2 separate regions of the Homo sapiens genome follow, and region 2 is linked to region 1. Evidence: chromatin contacts called from ENCODE Hi-C or POLR2A ChIA-PET data. All regions are on one chromosome and are shown on one strand. Each heading gives the region's core, a stretch centred on a gene start or an enhancer-like site at or near the end of the contact. The rest is flanking DNA. Distances are from core to core; before and after follow the strand shown.

Region 1 (4,468 bases), core at 599-3,098:
CTGAGAAGAAGATATTCATTTTTGTCCCCCACTCCCCGGATTTTCATCTCTTAGCCATTCTCCGCATTCCTCCAAAATGTGTCCTGTTTGGCAGGATCTCATGCTCTACTTTCTTGTTCTACATTTTCTGGAGTCTAAGCCTACCTTCTCTTCTCTCATTCTTCATTCCTCTATCCACCCATCTATCCTGTCATCTACCCATCCAACCGTCCATTTGTGAGAAATAAAATTTAAAAGCTGTTGGAACCCAAAAAACACTTTGAGAGATGTGAGTGTGATTTGAGTCACATAGAGTTGCTATTTTTGTTTCTCAGATTATAGATTAACTATTTTTCTTATTTTTCTTGTTCTCTATCATGGCTAGAGGCAATTAAATGACCTCAAGGACAAAAACCTCCTGCCTTCTAAATTAATGACCATTGTTACAGACTAACTTCCCCTGTGTTGTGTTGCTTTGCTTAGACCAGATGACAGACAGCCCATGACTATTACACCCTCTGTAAAAGGTGACAAATGCACCCTTTACAAAAAGAAACTGCCTATAACCAATCAAGTTGCTGTAACTATGTGACAACTTTATGAAAAATGCTGTAATCCTGCTAAAAACTCCTCTGTCTCTGTCTATATAAATGAAACCTTAACTTCTGTATTTTAAACTCTGACTCCATTTCTTTGGAATTGGTGTTTCCGGGTAGGCCATCCTCAAACTGCACTTGAATAAACTCTTTGAAAGTTGGGGTTCCGGCTGGGCATGGTGGCTCAAGCCTGTAATCCCAGCATTTTGGGAGGCTCAGGCAGGTGGATCACCTGAGGTCAGCCTGACCAACATAGCGAATCTCCGTTTCTACTAAAAATACAAAAAATTAGCCAGGCGTGGTGGCAGGTGCCTATGATCCCAGCTACTCGGGAGGCTGAGGCAGGAGAATCACCTGAACCTGGGAAGCGGAGGTTGCAGTGAGCCGAGATCAAGCCATTGCACTCCATCCTGGGTGACAAGAGCGAAACTCCTTCTCAAAAACAAACAAACAAACAAACAAACAAACAAACAAAAAACAGAGAAAGTTTGGATTCCAACAGCTTTTAAATTTTGTTTTTCACAAATGGGTGGTTCTGACTCTTTAGATTATTTTATAATATTTTATTATAGGTTGACACATCCATCCATCCTCCCATCCATCTATCCATCCATCCATCCAACCAAACATTCAGGTAAACTAATGTAAACCAGAGTGTTATTGGCTTTAAAAATCATAACATTACATTGTTCCCAGTTGAGAGAATTTCTGGCATAATAACAGACTAAAGGGGTAGATATTGAGGGAGAACACAGAGTGGGTTTAACTATCTTATGTTCTCTACTTAATCAATAGCTGGTTAACTTAAATCTGTTATGCCAGGATAAAAACAAATTTGAAGATGGTTCTGCTCAGTCCACAGTCACTTCTGCCTAGTTGCTATCATTATAGAATGTGAAATAAACTGCAGCTGTGGCCACAAAGTCCCTTTTGCTGAGGCTGGGAGGGCCCAGGTTGCAGCAGATGCGGAGGCCTCTGCCAGGCACCTGCCCTGGTCTTGCTGCTGACCTCCTTGCAGGGTTTCGGTGGTGGGGCTCCTCCTGTGGTCAGGTCACTGGGATTTCGAATACGATCTGTCCTGTCATCACTTTCACTTTGATTAGCTTCATTCTGAAGAACTTTCGACAGCATTCGCAAACATGGGTCGGCATGAGAAAACCAGTTCCTCTGTATAGGACTGATTTAATCTCTTTGTATAGAGGCTGATCTTGGGAAAAAATACACTCCTGTTTACGTCAAACATACAGGACGCGTCAGCCCACAGCCACTCTCAATGCTTCCTGGGTTTTCTTGGTGGGGGCCCCTCTGCATCGCTGGGACAGTGAGTGAAGAGATTGGCCCTGATGTGTCAGTCCCTGCTGGGCTTGGTGCTGTTGTCTCTGGGTGTAATCAAACAATCTGTATCTTAGTGGGACATCCTGCTTGCTCTGTGTGACTCAGAGCTCTCAGGCAGCTGGTTGAAGCTTTGTTTATAGTAGTGCCACCCACTCACTCCACACCCCCGACTCCCTATAAACTACTCCACAGGTGGCCAGACTTTTGGTGCAAATAAAAGTTTGTCAACTGTTGCACCCTTTCTCCTGTCTTTTTTTTTTTTTAACTTATCTAAACAAAATTAAGCTGTGGGGAGTTCATTAATAAAAGGTTTCTTTTACAACATTATTGGCACTCTGCAAGGCGCTTTGGAGGAGAGTGGGAAGATCAATATTACCTAGAGTAAAATAGCAGGGCAGATATTACTCAAGGGAAATCGGTTCTTAATAAGAGAGAGAATATGGATTTCTATCCGGGCAGTCAGTTTGAATATGATGAAACAGTGTGTTAGAGTCGGCGGTCTAGTAATTATCTGAGAAGTCTTAGAGACTATAAATGTGTGTGTGTGTTATAAAAGAACAAACCAAAAAACCTCTCAGCCAAAGCTTTTCAGAAATAAAAAGCAAGTATTTCCACAGATGACCAGACACCAAAAAATTAGAACAATGTGAATCCATTAAATGACAAAAGTGCAGAGCATCACACAGAAATGGTGTGATGACTTCCTGCGTTTGCCTCTGGGAGGGAGGCAGAGAACAGGGAGAAAATGCAGGCTTCTAGATGGGACCGCTAATGAGAAGCCATTCCTCTTCTTTAAGCCTGGGTCTTTTACTTGTCTCTTGGACGCTTCGTGAACATGTGAAAACGGGCAGAAAGCGCAGTGGAATGGTACTGAGAGCACACCAATTTAATGGGGTGCAGGTTACTCTCCATCCTTGTCATGTGAGCCAATTAACCTTCCGGCTGTTGAAATGCAACTGGCAGTTAATTGGGCCATTGTTGAGAACAGTGCAGAGGCCTTAGTACCATTTGCAAATTGCTGAGATAGGAATCTCTGGATGGCTCCTGGGATGAGGGCAAACCAGTTCAGCTGCAGCTATGGTGGAACCTTGGCTCTTAGGCCCAAGGAGTTTCCAGGTGACCCCTGGAAGTCCCAGTGCATTGCAGTCTTAGCACATTGCTCGAGAAGGTGAGGGAGAAGAAGAGAGAAATGAAAGAAAATTTCCAGATGAAGAAAAGACAGGAAAGACAGAGGAAGAAAGGAGGGAGGGAGATTGAATAAAAGAAAGAGGGAGAAGGTGAAGAAGGAAAGAGAGAGAGAGAATATATATAACGCTTTTAGGTGTTACCTTTGATCAGGGCGATTGACCAAGGTCAGCTTTCTTCAACGTGTATTCAGAGGAGGGCTCATGTCCTATAAGGTATTCATTGGTGTTTTACGGGGGAAATTTTTAAAAAGTGGGGCAGGGAAATCCACTGGTCCCACCCATTTGGGAAGTGTTTGGTTCAGCAGGTTTCTCTGGTGTAGCTCCTCTCAGAGCCTTTCGTAAACTGGAGTGCATTATGGAGCTCCAAGATGGGGCCATAGTATACAATTTCTCCTTACATTATTTTATTGAGATATTGTTTATTCAAGGACAAGCAGTCTGAGAAATGGAGTTTTTGAAATAATGATCCAGGCCTTTCCTGCAACACTGAGCTGTTTCTTTCCTTTTCTTTTTTAACCATGCAACAAAACCTTTATTAGCATTTTGAACAGGTTCAGCTATTACTGAAACTTGTAATTTCTAAACTTAAGTTGGGGCAAATGGCTATACGGCAGAGTAATGCCATCACTGGGCACTGCGAATGCAAGACTGGAGAATTAACAGCCACCCCTCAGGTGCAGGACCAGGTGCAGGGTTGACTCTTTCTGGATGTTGTAGTCAGAAAGAGTGCGGCCATCTTCCAGCTGCTTGCCTGCAAAGATGAGCCTCTGCTGGTCGGGGCTGGGGGTGGGGGGGTGCCTTCTTTATCCTGGATCTTGGCCTTCACATTTTCCATGGTGTCACTGGGCTCCACTTCCAGGGTGATGGTCTTGCCAGTCAGGGTCTTCACGAAGATCTGCATACCACCTCTCAGACACAGGACCAGGTGCAGGGTCTACTCTTTCTGGATGTTATAGTCAGAATGAGTGCAGTCATCTTCCACCTGCTTGACTGCAAAGATGAGCCTCTGCTGGTCCGGGGTAATGCCTTCCTTATCCTGGATCTTGGCCTTCACATTTTCGATGGTGTCCCTGGGCTCCACTTCAAGGGCAATGGTCTTGCTGGTAAGGGTCTTCACGAAGATCTGCATTTTGACCTGTTAGCGGATATGACGAGGCTCCGAAACACCAGTCATGTCCAGCCACAGGGACACCACCACATACTCACCCAACAAAGCCAGTCATCCCTACCACTGAGCTATTTCTATGCGAGTTCTTCCCTTGGCCCTTAAGCTGGGATAAATCCCTGTCTTCATGCAAAGTTAGAGACATGATTAGATACAAGATCTACAATATTTGTGGATAAAAACCAAACAGTTCCTTAAGAAAACTA
Region 2 (4,468 bases), core at 537-3,036, 120 kb before region 1:
TCCTTAGCAGATCCTTTTCATTCAGGAAGCTCATGTCCTTCAGGTCTGAGGAACTTTATTCAATTTCTTTAATGGTTTCCTCTCTTTCATTCTCTCTCTTTTTTGCTAGAATTCCTGTTTGTTGGATATTGGATCTCTTGCTTTGATCATCTAATTTTCTCTTTCTCTCTCAATTGCTGAGAGGTTTTCTCAACTGTATTCCGGAACTTCTGTGTAATATTAGGCACTCCTGTCAGAGTGCTGACACTTGGGTTTGGGGCTGTGTCATACATCTGTGTTTCCTCCAGAGTGTCTGCCTGGCACAGTGCTTGACTGGATGGAGAGGCAGAATCAGCAAAGGATTTTTGATCCAGATGAACCTGGTCTTGAATCGCAGATCAGCAAAAAATCATTTCACTTCCCGGTTCTTCAGTTTTCTTGCTTGGAGCTGAGCAAGGGGGCAAGTCATTCCATGGGGAGGGAGACTAGAAAGCTTGAGGGGTGGTCTACCAGACCTGGTTAAAGGAGAAGACCTTCTTCCCATTCTTCTACCCTTTCCCCAGACTGCATTCTAAGTAGTGCATTTTAATCTTCAAACTCTAAAATTTCATGAGAGATTACTTTGCAGTTTATAGTACCCAGTGTCACAGTTAAACAATTCCATCTTGCTTACAAGGAACATTTTGATACTTAAATAAGATTACTGCGTTTCAACGATGAACTTAAATTGTCTTTTTCCAGGTGCTTTCTACATCTGACCTCTCTCAACCAAATTAATGACAAAATAATGACTAAGATTTCGTGAGCATTTTCCACATCCCAGGCCTGTTCTAAGTGTTTAACATGTATTAATTAATTTAATCCTCAGCAGCCCAACCATGTAGGCAATATTATTATCCTCATTTACAATTGAGGAAACAGGCTCCAAAAGCCGTTGGGTTACACAGCTAGTCAATGTAACGTTGGGACTTAAACCCTGACATTAACTATGGATTGTCTGCTACTATGAAATCTTCATGAAGGAGGTTCTGAATTTGGACTGAGGTCCAGGGAGGTTTCCCTAGTGGAGGAGCTGAGCATGGTAGGACTCACTCTGATGCTGAGTAGGAATGAAGAACAGGCCTTAGCAGATGCTCCAGCCCACGAGGGAGGAGGCTCCTTAGGGTCGCACACCCTTTGCAGCTGTCCCAGGAGCTACCAGAAAGGCTTGGTCAACAGAGGGGACTCTTCTGTGCGAACAGCCTCAACCACTAACACACTGTTTCACCTCAGCAGCCCTGCTCAACTCCCAGCAGGCCTTGTTTAAACAGGCAGCTTGTAGCAGCTGGGGTTGGCTCAGTGGAACGTGTGGGCAGCCAAGGATGCCCCGAGTGCAGGTGCCTGTCTCTGAATGTGCAATCATGCAAATCCGAGGACCCAGACTGATGTGAATTGAAAGCCTGGTGTTCACTTCCAATAAACTCAACTGTCTATCGCCAGAGCAACACAGGCTTCCAGTCTTCAAGTCATCAATACAAATGAGCATTTCTGGTGTTAGAGGAAAAAAGTGTGGGGTGAATCCCAATCAGAGCTTGCTCCCTTTCAGGCAAGCAGCATCTGGAAAAGGCTTTGGAGGGGCAAATACCTTTCCTAGAAGTAATTTTCACAGGAACTGTTCAGGACACAGGAGGCATTGCAGGAGGAAGGAGCAAGGGAAATCACACCATGTAGTCATAGGGTCTTGAAAATCACCTTATCCTCTCTGCTTGTTTTACAGAGGAGTTAAGAGAAAGTCAGAGAAGTTAAGGGACTTGCCCAAGGGCACCTAGCTCATCAGTGGGCTGCTCCTCCTTATCTTGAGTCCCGATTTCCTTTTAGACACTCCACCCACCAGGCTGTTTCTCTAGTTCACTGCTTTGAGCACCAGGTCACAAGTGAGCACACATACCAACAGCTCTCCTCCTGAAACCATCGAGGGAGGCGAGTGATAGCAAACTTTGTTTAGTGCAAAGAATGGAAAAGGCTGCTTGAAGCACAGAAAAAGGGAAGTCAGAGCAGGCTGTGGCGCAGATGTCTGGGCATTGCTGTGGGGACAGAGTAGTTCACAAGACACAAGGCTTGTCAGCCTCTCTTCTGAACCTCTGCGCCCAAGGATTCTCAAGGAGCATTCAGATTAGATTTTAACTATGGATGCTGTGGTTGCCGGTAATAGAACAGCTAATAAAAAGCAAAGCTGGGGTGTCATCACCCTATCAGCAGATCAACAGTCTCTTCTTTGGTCCATAGGGCTGACCATGCAGCCTTATAGCCCAGAGGCCCTGTTACATAATCTTTCCACAACTCCCCTCTGTTCCTCACTGCACTGCCCTGGCCTTCAAAGTCCATATAAGTGCTGTAGAGATAAGCCTCATTAGCCTCACAACTTGCAGTAAGTGCCAAGATCATGTTATTCAGATGCCACTGAGGCCAGTGCAAAGGGAGCTAATTAAATGGTACGGGCTTTCTAGCTCTGAATCATCAGTTCAGGTGGTTACCTTTAATGCTATCTTCAAGCTCACCTTCTAGGCTGGTCTATGTGCCTAAGCTCCCACACCATGCCTCCAAGCCAGGAAAACCAGCAAGGAAGCTCTTCTGGTACCAAATGGGGGTTACACAACTGGTATTTTTTCACCCCCATTCCTACCTTGAGGAGAAATGGTAAGTTCTGTTGGGCAGATACACGTAGGCAATTGAGGTTCTGTGAGAATGAACACCTCACATTTTAAAGTTCAAAGACTAGAAAGAATGAATGGAAAGTGAGTATGCATTTTCCATTTTAACCCAGAGCAGCCCACAAACACATTAGGATTTCAGTTTTAGGGGGAAATTGACCTGCCAACCCCAGTTCCTGAGGGAGGCAATCTGATTGGCTGTCCGTGGGTCAGGTGTCCATAGTTGGTCTAACCACCAGAAGGGCTATTGGAAGCCCAACCATGTGAACTGTGTTGGGAAGAAAAGGGGGTTGTGGCGAGCTCAGCAGACACCGGAGAGATGTCTACTCCCAATGTCTAATTAAATATTCAGGCTAAATGGCCTTTCTGTCACCAGTTAGTCTATTTGAGTTTGGGCCAGTTTTCCCAAGGCAGAACCACCATTTCATTCCAGAGTGGAATCCAGGCTCTTTGGAATAGACAGAGGGAACAGGGTACTTAAAACCATCTCCTTACAACTCAGGCTTGTAGGCTTTGATCAAATCCTTTTGTTTCACAGATGAGGAAACAGGTTCAGAGAAAAGACATGAACCTGCTCAAGGTCAGCCTACCCACCTGTAAAAGGCACTTTGTAAAGTGAAGGGACTTGGAGGGCCACCTTGTTAAATCCTTCACCAGCCATCAGCTCGCTATGGAAATGCTGACTGGATAAATAGTGTACCTCTATGGCAAGATTTGTGGCTCTCAGAGGCCTTCCCGTAACAATGCTTAAGAAGGTTTTAATGATCTGCCTACTGGGCATTTCTGAAGCATTCATTTTAGGGAAAGCCAAGGTGCTCAGACTATAATTCTGAGGCTAATTTCTCCCTGGACCCTCCTGACCTGGCAGCAAGAGGGAGTGAACAAGGAGAATGACTAGGATTGCACCAGCCCCTTGATTCTTATCCTTTTGACCTTGTGCTTCGAAGGGAGACGGGTTTGGTGTGACTTTTTACACCTGCTTCAAATGTTGTTACAGAGCGGATGAGGGAGCTTGCCATAGCCCAGTACCTTTGCCTGCAAAATATCTTGCTGTAGTTCTTATGCTCTTGACCCTGAGATCAGACTAATGCTCGGAACCAGTGGGGCGTAGATCAAGCTGGGGGTGGATATGGGAGCTGGCCGATATAAAGAAAGGGCATTGTTAGAGCTTCTTTGAGCTTTCTGTATCCCAGATCATGAGGAAGCTGAAGGATTAGGGAGGAGAAGATGAAAGGCAAGCCAGGGAAAACAGGCAAAGGAAGTAGTTATTAAAATAAAAGGTGAAATTCATGGGAAGTAAATCCAATGTTTTGTCCATACTCAACTGGATTAGGAACATGTAATGAAAGCAAATAGATTTAATGGGGTGGGGATGATTAACGTTGTCTTGCAATACATTAGGAAATGACTTTGTTCAGGAGGAGTGGAGGGCTATGAGAGGAAATTAAACTTAATTCTTATCTCCTTATGATGTTTTAGTTGCTTAACTTCTTACAACACACTTGTAAAACCAGAAAGAGAGAGAGGCCTGAGGTTTAATATGTTGTTTGCAAAGTAACTGGAGATATGAATGTCTTGAGTGTGTGCTTCAGTCTTATCAAGGATCCAGTGTTTTTTTTTCTAACAATTTGTTGTAATAAGTAGATGTCCTTAGTGGTATTGGGGACTCTGGTTAAAAATTACCTTTCAAAGAAATGAAAGTTTAGTGATTATTGGCTTCCCAGGACCCAGGTGAAATTTTATCCCCATCATAAACCTCACAACAAATCCTCTCTCCTTGGGGCCCTTATATTAATACC

What was found. A loop is a pair of places that touch in the nucleus more often than their neighbours do. ChIA-PET counts read pairs that join two places held with the same protein, here RNA polymerase II (POLR2A). Pooled maps may share reads with other maps.
Region 2: a loop to region 1 is called in a map of OCI-LY7, with 5 times the contacts of the local background. The contact joins two enhancer-like sites. A Hi-C loop is called at or near these places in 4 of 168 maps with a recorded cell type or tissue (CD14-positive monocyte, GM12878 and OCI-LY7), 31 of 37 single-sample maps with no recorded cell type and 17 of 50 pooled maps. POLR2A ChIA-PET finds 5 or more read pairs at or near these places in 9 of 52 experiments (B cell, CD4-positive, alpha-beta T cell, CD4-positive, alpha-beta memory T cell and 6 more).

What each region holds. Positions count from the first base shown.
Region 1 is chr2:136,325,688-136,330,155 of GRCh38, forward strand. It overlaps the pseudogene UBBP1. Among named protein-coding and RNA genes, the nearest start is that of CXCR4, 210 kb to the left of the region's middle. RefSeq lists an enhancer at 1,631-1,760. Within about 2 kb of position 1,849, at least 9 of the 41 ENCODE cell types and tissues checked have a DNase peak (open chromatin) inside an H3K27ac peak, as active enhancers do; they include B cell, CD14-positive monocyte and OCI-LY7, where a contact is called at or near this core.
Region 2 is chr2:136,205,530-136,209,997 of GRCh38, forward strand. No RefSeq gene overlaps it. Among named protein-coding and RNA genes, the nearest start is that of CXCR4, 90 kb to the left of the region's middle. Within about 2 kb of position 1,787, at least 7 of the 41 ENCODE cell types and tissues checked have a DNase peak (open chromatin) inside an H3K27ac peak, as active enhancers do; they include B cell, CD14-positive monocyte and OCI-LY7, where a contact is called at or near this core.